Linked DNA regions of Homo sapiens: region 1 is linked to region 2. The links are chromatin contacts, found by Hi-C or POLR2A ChIA-PET in ENCODE. All regions are on one chromosome and are shown on one strand. The core of a region is the stretch at or near the end of the contact, and the rest is flanking DNA. Distances in the headings are between cores, read along the strand shown. Region 1 overlaps NUDCD3 (NudC domain containing 3). Region 2 holds the start of OGDH (oxoglutarate dehydrogenase).

Region 1 (6,393 bases), core at 1,706-4,205, 180 kb before region 2:
ACCTGGCTAACATGGTGAAACCCTGTCTCTACTAAAAATACAAAAATTAGCTGAGCATGGGAGCACATGCCTGTAATCCCAGCTACTTGGGAGGCTTGGGCAGGAGAATCGCTTGAACCTGGGAGGCGGAGGTTGCAGGTTGCAGTGAGCCAAGATCACACCATTGCACTCCAGCCTGGGCAACAAGAGCAAAACTCTGCTCAAAAAAAAAAAAGGCAAAACCACTTCATCCTGCAGCTGCTAAACTTCAATCCTAATCCAACCCCTAGCCTCTATTTTTTCATAGTAAATAAATCACAGCTAAAAGGACTGCATTAAAATTGTATGCATCATTGTTAAGACATAAGCAGTATGTTTAATGAGACAGCCTAAAAAACTCAATCAAGCAAATCTTATTGTATAGGCCTGTTATAAACACAGCACTAAATACAGATAGGCCTACCAAGAAGAAGCTGATGTTAAAAATAAAATATAATATTTTCCATAAAATGTAACAATGCTAATAATATAAACATTATGTAAGTTTAGACTCACAAGTCCATTATAGTGAACTGAAGATCTAAATTACAGACAAAAGCCTAGTCATGGAGAAGGCAGCAGCTATGAACACAGAACATTCCAACAGTAGGTGCATCTCAGTCAACTTCTCCAGGGCCTGCTCAGAGATTAGCAGACAAAACCTGGCAGGGAGACGGCCCCATGGGCTTGTAAACAATGTGTGCACTATGATCTGGTTCACACAGGAAAACACAAAACTACATGTATCTACATCTATATAGATGCACATACAAGACAAGGATTGGGAAGGGGTGGTTCAAGAGGGCAGGCTTTCTCTGGCCAGAGTTCTAAGACAAGAACATATTTACCTACTGTGGGTATGCCCTGCACACTGTCTATGCATGAAGCTGGGCCTCCACCACGGCCTGAGTCCTCTGGGCTGGGCAATAGTGGCTGTTAAGAACTGAATTGGGTCCCCTAAAACGCTATGTTGGAATCTTAATCCCCAGGACCTCAGAATGTGACCTTAATAAAAACAGGGTCTTTACACAGGTGATGCAGTTACAACAAGGTCATTAGGGTGGGCCCTAATCCACTATGACTGATGTCCTTAAAAGGGGGACTTTGGAGAGATGACGTGAAGGCCATGTGGAGACAATGGGGTGATGTGCCTATAGGCCAAAAAACGTCAAGGACCGCAGGCCACCACCTAAAGCTGGAAGAGGAGAGGGAAGATCTTCCCCTAAGACCTTCAGAGGGAACATGGCCCTGCTGACACCTTGATCTCAGACTTCCCCTCTAGGAACTGTGAAGAATCAACATTTTTCGTTTAAGCCGGCCATTTTGTGGTACGTTATTGTGGTAGCCTGAGCAAACACAGTGGCTAAGGAAACTAATTTCAATCAGAGGTGATATTCAAAATTCAGCACTGAATATTGGCAGGACTAGGCACTAACCAATCGGAAGAGATGTTAGCCTTAAACTACTCACACAGGCGGGCCACTGTGGGACAGAGAGATGACATACAGAAACCAGGAGTTACATAGGATTCCTGACTGAATGACATGAGAAAAGAGGGTGGGGGGAAGGAAACTAAAGAATGCTCAATAGGTTGAAAATGGACAGCAAAAGAAAGATTTAGATGCAACCAATAAACATATTTTCAAAGACTATTTAGTAATATGAAGAAAGCTTTCAATATACCATAAAACTGAAAAGTGGGTATTATTACTTTTAAGTATGGTATGACTTTAATTTCTAAGAAGAAATATATAATATACACACAAGTGTGCACATATATATGAAAAAGACTGAAAGGAAGCACATTAAATTTTTGTGGTTATCTCTGATAGTAGAGTAACAGGAATCTTTCTTCTTTGTACCTAGGTATTATCCAAACTCCCTAGAATATGTAGACATTTTTATAGCCAAGAGAAAAATGGTTCTCTTTAAAAAATGCTAACAGGAGACAGTGATGCACCCTGCAGCCCCTGTACCCAGGTGCGGTCCCACGGCCACGGCAGCAGCACTAGCCTGACCCTTGGAGCAGGGTACGAAGGAGTCAGACACAGAGAGGGGGACTCACCCAGACCCCAAGTTTCCACAGGATCCTTCTAGGTGAGCACTGACAGCAGCTTTAAGACTCATATCTGACATAAATATGCTTAAACATGCAGAGAATATCTCCAAAAGAACAATAGGGTAGCAGCAGCTACCTTTATGGCTGGAAACTGGAGACTTCTCTTCATTGACACTTTTGTACATACATTACCATTTGAAAAAAGTCAAAATTGTGAAAATATATAAATAAAATACCCACACACACACACACTCACACACACACACACACACACACACACACACACAAAAGACCAACATGGCCCCAGCACTTGGCAGAGATCAGGGAGTAAACATGAAGACTCCTCAAAAGTTGGGAAAAAGAAACGGCTCTCTCAAGAAAGGAGAATGAGTATAATGCCGGGGGATATCCTTGGGGACGCTGCCGCCAGCAACAGTGCAGTCACTTGGCCTATACCACCAGTGATGCCCACATGGGTTCTGCCTCCTCCAGGGCAAAAGGCTGTCAGTCTCTGCCTTCGAGTGAGGGGGGACATCTGACACCCTTGCCACTACACGCTGCAGTAAAGCTGTATGCTTTTGGAAAGGGCTCTGATCACACAGAACCTGCCTAACCCCATCCTCCTGCCGTGTCCTCAGTAGCCCTGGCCTGGCTCCTCTTGCATGGAACCTGCAGATTCCCTCCAAAGGAAGCAGGAGAATCACTCCTAAAACAGCCCTTGCAAGTTGTTGGGTGCTTTTTATAGTGCTCTGAATGCACATTCTATTTAAATAAGGTTGATTATTTCCAGCCAACAGTATGTAAAAATAAGCATCCTGTCAAGTGCAGGTGTCTCTGGCCCCCACTGTGCCACTGTTGGTCACCCCTGCAGCTGCAGGCCTGGGCACATGGTAGGAGGCAGGGGAGGGAGCATCCATGCTTCAGCACCAAGGGTGGGAGTAGGAAAGTGAGTCAGCAGTCAGGTTGAAGATTATGGAGTAGGTCTCCCTGCAGCTCCCACTCCTGATGAGCTGGGATAACAAGGTTCTAAATGTGTTAAAGGAAAAACACAGAACAGGCTCTGTTGGGTGCTGTGGGTAGCAGGGCCCTCTGTCTCCTTGGGGATAGGCCAGACCCTTCCTGGCAGACTGCAGGCCTAGGCGCTCCTGAGTGTGGCAAGCCAGGCACCAGGGTCACCTGCACAGGGAGAGCTAGCAGCACTGCCACCAGGAGTCACTGTCATGCAGACAAGCAGTTCCTGAGTAGGTGAGGTTTCTGACCGGGTTCCTGAGACTCATGGTCAGGAAACTGACCTACCCAATCTGCCTGTTTGAGTGCTGCCACTAGAAACAAAAAGGTCCTCTCTCCTTCCTTTTTTTTTTTTTTTTTTTTTTGAGACGGAGTCTCACTCTGTCACCCAGGCTGGAGTGCAGTGCCACGATCTCGGCTCACTGCAACCTTCACCTCCCAAGTTCACATGATTCTCCTGCCTCAATCTCCAGAGTAGCTGGGATTACAGGTGCGCACCACCACTCCCAGCTAATTTTTATATTTTAGTAGAGATAGGGTTTCACCATGTTGGCCGGGCTGGTCTCGAAATCCTGACCTGAAGTGATCTGCCTGCCTCAGCCTCCCATAGTGCTGGGATTACGTGCGTGGGCCACCGTGCCCAGCCTCCTTCCATTTGTTTTTAAAAACCACAGGATTAGGCTAGGCTCACACTTGCAATCAATCTCAGCGATTTGGGAGGCCAAAACAGGAGGATTACTTGAGGCCAGGAGTTTGAGACCAGTCTGGGCAACGTAGGAAGACCCATCTCTACAAAAAATTTTAAAATTAGCCACACATAGTGGCACACACCTGTAGTGCTGGCTACTCGGAGGGTTGAGGTGGGAGAATAGCTTGAGCCCAGGCGTTTAAGGTTATAATGAACTATGATTGTACCACTGCACTCCAGCCTAGATGACAGAATGAGACCCTGTCTCTAAAACAAAACAGGATCAGACAATTCTGATTTTCAAAAAGCTAGTGGCAAGTATGTAAAATGAAGAGTAAAAGGAGGTCAAAGACCTAACCTGAAGAGTTTTGTCTAGGAAGCTAGAGCCCCAAACCTATAATAGATTTATAATTCAATGAGACAAGGGCTGACCTCAAGCTCTTCTCCAGAGAGAGAATGCCTATGATAGGCACTGACTGCCTGACTAAAGGCAAGGTTTGGCTCCCCAAGTCACAGCCAGTGATTCCAAAGCGGAGGTGTTTGCACAGAAATGTCAAGCTTGCTGCTCCCCACTTCCCGCCCCCTGGGGCTCAGTGATTGAGGCCCGGTTTGTCAACCCCCTCTCCACCACCCCAAATACAGCTGTTCTTTCATGTCTCTTGCAATCAATCCTGTCTACCCTTTAAATGTTCACACTCTTAACTACATTGCCCTTAACTACATTGCGCAAAAGCCACTACTCTGTGCAAAGATGACAACATCCCTGTCACCCTCATCTCCTTCCATTATCCCAGGTGTAAGAGCTGTCATCACACCTCACCACCTGTTGACCTCACTGTCCCCTCAGGAGAGGTCCCACAACATCTGGGTGCAATGTACATATATGTGCTAGGGTCTGAAATGTTTGTGTTCCCCTAAAACGTGTATCTTGAAATCCTAACCCCGAAGGTGATGGCAGTAGGAGGTAAGGCCTTTAGAAGGTGATTAGGTCATGAGGGTGGAGGCTCTGAGTGGGATTAGTGCCCTTACATGGAGGCCTCAAAGAGCTTCCTCATCCCTTCCACTATGGGAGGACACCACAAGAAAACAGAGGTCCATGAATCAGGAAGCAGGGCCTCCCCAGACACTGAATCTTCTGGTGCCTTGATCTTGGACTTCCAACATCCAGAACTGTGAGAAGTAAATTTCTCACAGAAGCTACCCAGGCTATGCTATTTTGTTATAGTAGCCCAAATGGACTAGGCCAACATGTGTGTGTGTGTGTATAGTACATGTGTGTGGCATGTGTGCAGTGCACTGTGTGGTAAAAGTATGTGTGCACTATATGTGTGTGTGGGGTACGTGTGTGCATACAATGTGTGTGTGCCACATGCATGCGGCTGGTGCATGTGTACCTGCATGTGCATGTGGGCACATGTACTGTGTGTGCAGTTTGTGTGTGTGGTGTATGTGTGTGGTGCACATGTGCATGCAATGTGTGTGTGGTGCATGTGGGCATGCAGTGTGTGTGTGCTATGTGCATGTGTGTGGTATGCATGTATGCACACAGTGTGCATATGCGTGCATAAGGTATAGTATGGGCACGCAGTATATATGTGTGTGATGTACGTGCCATGGGTATGAGGCAACCAGCAGACATGGCTCACTCCCTCCCTTGAAATTCTCACCTGTCTCTTATCAATTTTCTTCTCATCTCACTGACCTGGCACATCCCACACCTGGATGGCAGCCATGGCTGCGTCTCTTCTCAGTTTCTTCACATGCCACTGTGATTACATTATTCTCAACAACCTCATATGGCTCCCCACGGCCCAGGAGACAAGGCCAGGGCCTCAGCAAGGCACTCGAGGTAGCCCATGATTGAGTCGTCATGACTCCTTCCTCCCTTTTTCCTCCTGCTCCCACAAATGAATCCTCCTCCTCATCTGTCAACTCTTCTCTGCCTATGCTCAATCTCAACTCAAGATTTCTTCCACCTGATGGAAATACGGTGAATTTTCTTCTGGGTTTCTTCATTTTCAAAGCTTTACAAAATAAGCATTATTATAAAAATGACCCATCCTTGAGGCCCACTGCCCTGCTTCTGAAGCCTAAAACTCATGGTCTGCCAGGCCCACTTCCTACTTCTCGGTTTTATCTTCCTAGGAGTGTTCACTCCTGAGAGCTCGTCCACTCATGCTGATTTCAGTGCTCAAAAATGACTCGATGCCTGGACCCCAGCCCTGGGCCCCCAGCTGCCAGGTCTGCCCCAACGCCAGCAACCCAGACGTAGCCTGGGCCTTGGTCTTGGCCTCTGCAGCCTTCAACCTTTTCACTTACAAAGGGACAGGCTGGAGCCAGTCACTACTCCCAGGCTTCCACACAGACAAGCACCTCACACTAACCAGCCTTCCTGCAACTCTTGCCAGATTCGTCTGTCTAGAGGGTGGTGCCTCCCTGCCTGCTGCCCAGCTCTCACTGAGGTTCCCCTACCCGCCAGGCTCCTTTCATTGTTGTGGATGCATTATTTCTAAGTTCATGCTTCTTTACTAGCAGGGATGTGACCCCCCCGCCCCGCAATATCAGGCCAACTGTGGATACCCTGCCACCTCAGCCAGACACACAAAAGGTTTGATGCCAA
Region 2 (7,043 bases), core at 3,108-5,607:
GAATATATAAAGAACTCCTATAACAACAAGAAAACCCAATTTAAAAATGGGCAAATGACTCAAATGGACAGCTCTCTGAAGAAAATATACAAATGGACAAGCACCACATGAAAATATGCTCAACATCATTAGCCACTAGGGAAATGCAAATCAAAACCACAATGAGCCGTGGTGGCCCACACTTGCAGTCCCAGCCCAGGAGTTCAAGGCTGCAGTGATCTCTGATTGTGCTCATGCACTCCAGACTAGGTGGCAGAGTGAGACTCTACCTCTAAAAAATAATAATACTTTCTAAACCACAATGAGATACCACCTCATACCTATTTATTATAGTTGGCTGTAATAAATTTTTTTTAGAGATGGGGTCTTGCTATGTTGCCCAGCTGATCTTGAACTCCTAGCCTCAAGCAATCCTCCTGACTCAGCCTCCCAAAGTGGTGGGATTACAGGCATAAGCCACTACACCTCACCAAATTTTTTTGGTTGGGGAGTGGGGAGGTGGGGGAACAGGGTCTTGCTCTGTGCCCAGGCTAGAGTTCTGTGGCATGATCATAGCTCACTGCAACCTCAAGCTCCTGGGCTCAAGCAATCCTACTGTCCCAGCGTTCCAAATAGGTAGGACTACAGGCATGTGTCACCACTCCTAATTTTTTTTTTTTGGAGAGACAAAGTCTCACTATGTTGCTCAGGCTGATAATCCTCCTACTTTGGCCTCTGAAAGTGCTGGGATTACAGGAGTGAGGCATCATGACTGACCGATAGTAATTTTTTTAAAAATAGAGACAGTAAAAAAAAAAAATAGAGACAGACCTGTAATCTCAACACTATGGGAGGCTGAGGCAGCAGGATCGCTTGAGGCCAGGACTTCGAGACCAGCCTGGGCAACACAGCAAGATCCTGTCTCTACAAAAAACAGAAAAAATTAGCCTAGCCTGGTTGTGCATGCCCATTGTCCCAGCTACTCAGGAGCGTGAGCTGAGAGGATCACTTGAGCCCCGGAGGTTGAGGCTGCAGTGAGCTGTGATCACACTACTGCACTCCAACCTGACACCTTGTCTCAAAAACAAACAAACAAAAAAGGTGCGGTCACTGTGGGAATTTATCACTTCCTGAAAAAGCTAGACAGAATTCCCATATAACTCAGAAATTACACTCCCAGGTATACAGGCAAAAGAATTATAAACAGGTGTAACCACAGGACCAGTTGAATCTGATTCAGTTTTTTTTTTTTTTTTTTTTTTTGAGATGGAGTTTTGTTCTTCTTGCCCAGGTTGGAGTGCAAAGGAGCGGTTTTGGCTCACTGCAACCTCCGGCTCCCGAGTTCAAACGATTCTCCTGCCTCAGCCTCCCAAGTAGCTGGGATTACAGGCACCCACCACCAGCCTGGCTAATTTTTTTGTATTTTTAGTAGAGATGGGGGTTTCGCCCTGCTGGCCAGGCTGGTCTTGAACTCCTGACCTCGGGTGATCCACCCACCTCAGTCTCCCACAGTGCTGGGATTACAGGTGTGAGCCATTGTGCCCAGCCTGGTTCAACTTTTATCAGTAACAAAATGATGAGTTGTTTTTCAGTTACAATAGATCCCCAGGCTGCAAGTCACGTAACCTAAGTATGCCCAGATGAACAAAGTGTGCCTGATAGCTGACCCTGGTGTCGGTGGGAACACAAAAGTCAACCACAGGCAGGACTTAACCACTCAAATGGAGGAATGGACACCAAATTAGGAAGCATGGGGCGCCTTGTTTTGCTGCAATATGAACTTAAAAGCCAAAGATCCAGCATTGCCCCTTTGCATGACCCAAACAGATCACACCTTGTTGTATTTTCCCATCTCCCTCATAGTTGCCTTCTGCCTATAAAACCTGCCCCCAGATTCCATCTTGGGGAGACAAATTTGAGTATTGCCTCTGGTTTCCCTGCTGGTCGACCTTACGATAAAGCCTTTTCTCAAAAGGTGATGACATAGTATTGGCTTCTATGTGCATCTAGCAGTGAGCCCACTGCTTGGTACCACAATGGGCTCAAACATTTATAAGCCAATGTTCATTGCAACATTATTCAAAACAGCAAAAAAGCAGAAATAACCAAGTGTCCATCAATAGATGAATAAATAAACAAAATGTGGTATATACATACAATGGAATATTATTCAGCCATAAAAAGAAATGAAGTTCTGGCCAGGCATGGGGGCTCATGCCTGTAATCCCAGCACTTTGGGAGGTCGAGGTGGGTGGATCACTTGAGGTCAAGAGTTCAAGACCAGCCTGGCCAACATGGTGAAACCCCATCGCTACTAAAAATACAAAATAAGCTGGGCGTAGTGGCGGGCGCTTATAATCCCAGCTACTTGAGAGGCTGAGGCAGGAGAATTGCTTGAATCTACAAGGCAGAGGTTGCAGTGAGCCGAGATGACACCACTGCACTCCAGCCTGGGCAACAAGAACGAAACACCATCTCAAAAATAAAAAAAGAAAGAAAGAAAAAGAAAAAAATATTAGCCAGGCATGGTGGAGCGTGCCAGTAGTCCCAGCTACTTGGGAGGCTGAGGCATCAGAATCACTTGAACCTGGGTGGCAGAGATTGCAGTGAGCTGAGATGGCACCACTGCCCTCCAGCCTGAAACCGAGGGAGATCCTGTCTCAAAAAAAAAAAAAAGAAATGAAGTTCTGACCCATGCTACAACACAGATAAACCTTGACAACCTCATGCTCAATGAAATAAGGTGGACACAAAAGGACATATACATTATGATTTCACCCACATAAAGTAATTGAGTAATCAAATGTATAGAGACCGTATAATAGAGGTTACCAAAGGAGAGAAGGACAGGAGGAGAAGGGGAAATAGGAAGTTATTGCTTAATGGTTACAGAGTTGCTGTTTCAGGTGATGAAAAAGTTTTGGAAATTGAGTGGTGACGGTTGCATAATATTGTGAATGTAATTAATGCCACTGAGTTATACACCTAAAAATGGTTAAAATGGCATTAAAAAAAAAAAGACAGTATCTTGCTCTCTGGCCCAGGCTGGAGTGCAGTGGTACAATCATAGCTCACTGCAGCCTCAATCTCTCAGGCTCAAGAGATCCTCCTGCCTCAGCCTCCCAATTAGCTGAGACTACAGGTGAGTGCCACTACACCTGGCTAATTTTCTTGATTTTTTAGTAGAAATGAGATCTTGCTCTGTTCCCCAGGCTGATCTGGAACTCCTGAGCTCAAGCGATCCTCCCGCCTCCACCTCCCGAAGTGCTGGGATTACAAGCGTGAGCCACTGCACCCAGCTGCAAATGTTTAGTACATACATTTTTACCGTAATTTATTTAAAAAAAAAAAAGGAAAAAAGAATACAGAAGTTTGTTCCTTGGTCTCTTCACCTCTTCCAGTCTCTAGATCCTTGTCACATACATTACCCTAACTTTGTTCTATAATAAGCACTTATACGCCCCCTTTTTTTGTTTGTTTTTTGAGACGGATTTTCGCTCTTGTTGCCCAGGCTGGAGTGCAATGGCACGATCTCGGCACACCGCAACCTCCGTCTCCCGGGTTCTAGCGACTCTCCTGCCTCAGCCTCCCGAGTAGCTGGGATCGCCACCACGCCCAGCTAATTTTTGTATTTTTAGTAGAGACGGGGTTTCCCCATGTTGGTCAAGCTGGTCTCGAACTCCTGACCTCAAGTGATCCGCCCGCTTCGGCCTCCCAAAGTACTGGGATTACAGGCGTGAGCCACCGCGCCCGGCCTTTCCCCAAATTTTAATACTTTAAAATAGGGAACATCTTACAATCAACAGGTTGTGACAGGTTAATTAGCCACGTTTTATCTTTGATAGGTAGCTCTAAAGTCAAGAAAACCCAGGCAAGATCCCGGGCAAGATCCCAGCACTGCCAACTGTCATTTGTAGACCGGGGATAGGAACACCTGTCTCACAGATTGTTACACAATAGCGCCGGTGAAGCGCTTGTCACAAAGCCTGACCCAGGACAATCTCAAAAACGGAGATTCTGTTATTCAAATTGTTTATTTTTGTGCGCTAAGTTTCACATCAACCCAACTATCTCTTGATAGGTTCCTACCAGGCGCTAGAGATATCTTACTTTCAGAAATTATTTATGATAGCAGAAGCCGCTGGAAGTCCATAGACAACCTCATCTCTCTAGCGGAGCAAACAGCTGGGCTCCAGCTGGCCCTGGCTTCTGCAACTGCGCAGTCGGCGCTGTGACGCCCGGCGCGGCTCTGTGACGTCACGAATCGGTCCTCTGTAAGAGGGGAGGGCATTCTTCTCCAGGGGAGGGCTACGTGTTGACGCCATACGCCGGGGCGGGGCCGAGAGTTTGGAGCCCCGGAGTGGGGTGTCGGCGCCTCATTCGGGTGGAGCTGAGCCGGAGACAGGTAACCGTGCGCTGTCGCCGCGCCCGTCCCAGTGCCGGGTGTCGCGGCGCTTGGCGGCCCGGGGTTGGAGATCGCGGTAAAGGGGGAGGCCGCCGCGCCCTTGGTGCTGCGGGCGCCGCGGTGACAGGGGAGTGGAGCTGGATGGAGTGGGGCTCACGGAGGGTGGTAGGAGGGACGGGACCTGATGGATGGCCGTGGCAGCCAATGGAGCCGCGGGGCCTGCCCGGCGGGCGGAGATTGGCGGGTACGGGCGGGCTCCGAGGTCGCGCGGGGCGCGGAGCGACGCGCCATTGGCGGTGGGCGAGCGGGGGGCGGGCGCGGCGGCGGATGTGAGGGAGAGGGCGGTGCGTCCGCAGGGGTGACCCCCAAGGTCGCCGCGGGCGTCACGTGGTTAGGCCGCTCTCCGACGGCGTCCTTCCCGACCGGGACGCACTCTCCTTCCCGCCTGTGAGGACCGCGTCGCTTTGTCCGAAAGACAGTGTGGCCTGCTCGAGTTGCGTCGGAGCATCTGGCTTTGGGGTGGCCCTGGGTGGGACTGCCTGTTTGGATTACCGCGCAGACCTTGGCGCCGCCCCCACACCTGCTGCCAGAAGTTGGGTCGAACAGATTGACCGAGATGAAGCTTATTTCTCGTAGAAACATCTTTCAAGCACCATTTTCCCTCGAAAATATATCAGACATTGGATATGAGTTGTAATCTACTGAGATTTAATAGAAAACTTGCCGCGCCCTCGCCCTGACCTGGGTGCGTCCCACCTGCCATCCCCATCCCTTTGCCCAGAACATAGGACTTCGTGTTAGGGTTTCCTTGTGCCTTGTCTTGCAGTCCGTACTTTGAGGCTGATTTCCAGGTACACTGCTCTGAACAGCTGGGTTTAGGATGGGTGGCATGGGATAAAGCCTTTTTTTGTAAGGCAGCACTAGTTGCAACAGTCAAACTGTACTTTGCCGTGTAGACCTAGGAGAGTATGTAACACTATTGTAGTTTTGTAAATTAGCTGAGGACTGGATCTTGGGAAGTTGAATAAAGATCACTGTATGCTCATTTTTTGTTGTTGTTGTCTTGTTTGAGATGGAGTCTCTGTCGCCCAGGCTGGAGTGCTGTGGCGCGATCTCGGCTCACTGCAACCTCTGCCTTCCTGGGTTCAAGTGATTCTCCTGCCTCAGCCTCCCAAGTAGCTGATATTACAGGCACGCGCCATCACGCCCGGCTAATTTTTGTATTTTTAGTAGAGACGGGTTTTCACCACCTTGGCCAGGCTATTCTCGAACTCCTGACCTCAGGTGATCCGCCCGCCTCGGCCCCCAAAGTGCTGGGATTACAGGCGTGAGCCACTGCGCCCGGCCCCTCATTATTTTTTTTAAGCGCACTTTTCACATTTCAGTTACTTTTTCCCTTTAAATAACATCTTTATTGAGATAAAATTCACATACCATACGATTCACCCATTTGACGTGCACAATTTCGGCCAGTCGTGGTGGCTCACGTTTGTAATCCCCACACTTTGGGAGTGTGAAAGGAAGATCCCTTGAGCTCAGTTCAAGGAGACCAGCCTGAGCAACCAAAGTGATACCCGGCGTCTACAAAAAATAAAATTATCCGGATATGGTGGCATATACCACATATACTTGTAGTCGCAACTACTCAGGAGGCTGAGGCGGGAGGATGGCATGAGCCAGGGAGGTCCAAGCTGCAGTGAGCCATTATTGCCCCACTGCACTCTAGCCTGGGTGACACAGTGAGATCCTGTCTCAAAAAAAAAGGCCGGGCGCAGTGGCTCACGCCTGTAATCCTAGCACTTTGGGAGGCCGAGGTGGGTGGATCCCCTGAGGTTGGGAGTTTGAGACCAGCCTGGCCAACATGGTGAAACCCTGTCTCTACTAAAAATACAAAAGTTAGCAGGGCATGGTGGCGTGGGCCTGTAGTCTCAGCTACAGGCTGAGCTCCTCCAGCCTCAGCAGGAGGCTGAGGCAGGAGAATCGCTTGAACGCAGGAGGCAGAGGTTGCAGCGAGTCGAGATGGCGCCACGGCACTACAGCCTGAGCGACAGAGCAAGACTCCATCTCAAAAAAAAAAGGAAAGAAAAAACTACAGTATCATCTACTTTTTAGATTTTTAGGTAATTTTTGAGATCATTGTACAAATTATTGAGAAATTCATTTTGAAAACAGTAAAATTTTAAGAAATTGTACATAAAAATTTATTCTATGCAGTCATAATAAATAGTACAGAGAGATCCTGTGTTCCTTTCCCACTTCTCTAACATTGTGCAAAACTATAGTAAATATCACAGCCAGATATTGACATTAATAAAATTCAAGATACAGAATATTCCCGTCATCACAAGGATCCCTTCCATTGCTTTTTTATAGCCACACCCACATTCCTCCCATTCCCAGTCCTTCAACTCCTGGTAACCACTAATCTGTTCTTCATTTCCCTAATTTTGGCATGTCAAGAATGCCAAATAAAAGGATTCATAGAGCCTTTTGGGATTGGTTTTTTCCAGTCAGCTTAATTCCCTGGAGAATCATCCAGGTTGTTGCGTGTTATGGGTAGTTCATTCCTTGGCCAGGCGCAGTGGCTTACGCCTGTAATCCTAGCAACTTTGGGAGGCTGAGGCAGGCAGATCGCTTGAGCCCCAGGAGTTCGAGTCTG

What was found. Hi-C counts contacts between places; a loop is a spot of excess contacts on that map. ChIA-PET counts read pairs that join two places held with the same protein, here RNA polymerase II (POLR2A). Pooled maps may share reads with other maps.
Region 1: a pooled map shows a loop between it and region 2 (2.5-fold over the local background). The contact joins the enhancer-like site here to the promoter of OGDH in region 2. A Hi-C loop is called at or near these places in 1 of 50 pooled maps. POLR2A ChIA-PET finds 5 or more read pairs at or near these places in 2 of 52 experiments (WTC11 and activated B cell).

The regions. Positions count from the first base shown.
Region 1 is chr7:44,428,241-44,434,633 of GRCh38, forward strand. All of the region lies in intron 2 of NUDCD3 (NudC domain containing 3), which reads right to left. Among named protein-coding and RNA genes, the nearest start is that of NUDCD3, 59 kb to the right of the region's middle. Within about 2 kb of position 2,956, at least 4 of the 41 ENCODE cell types and tissues checked have a DNase peak (open chromatin) inside an H3K27ac peak, as active enhancers do.
Region 2 is chr7:44,602,270-44,609,312 of GRCh38, forward strand. It overlaps OGDH (oxoglutarate dehydrogenase), which reads left to right and starts at 4,358. Exons shown (of 23, transcript NM_002541.4): 1 at 4,358-4,384. RefSeq lists enhancers at 3,918-4,517, 4,769-5,332, 5,008-5,347 and a silencer at 4,558-4,787.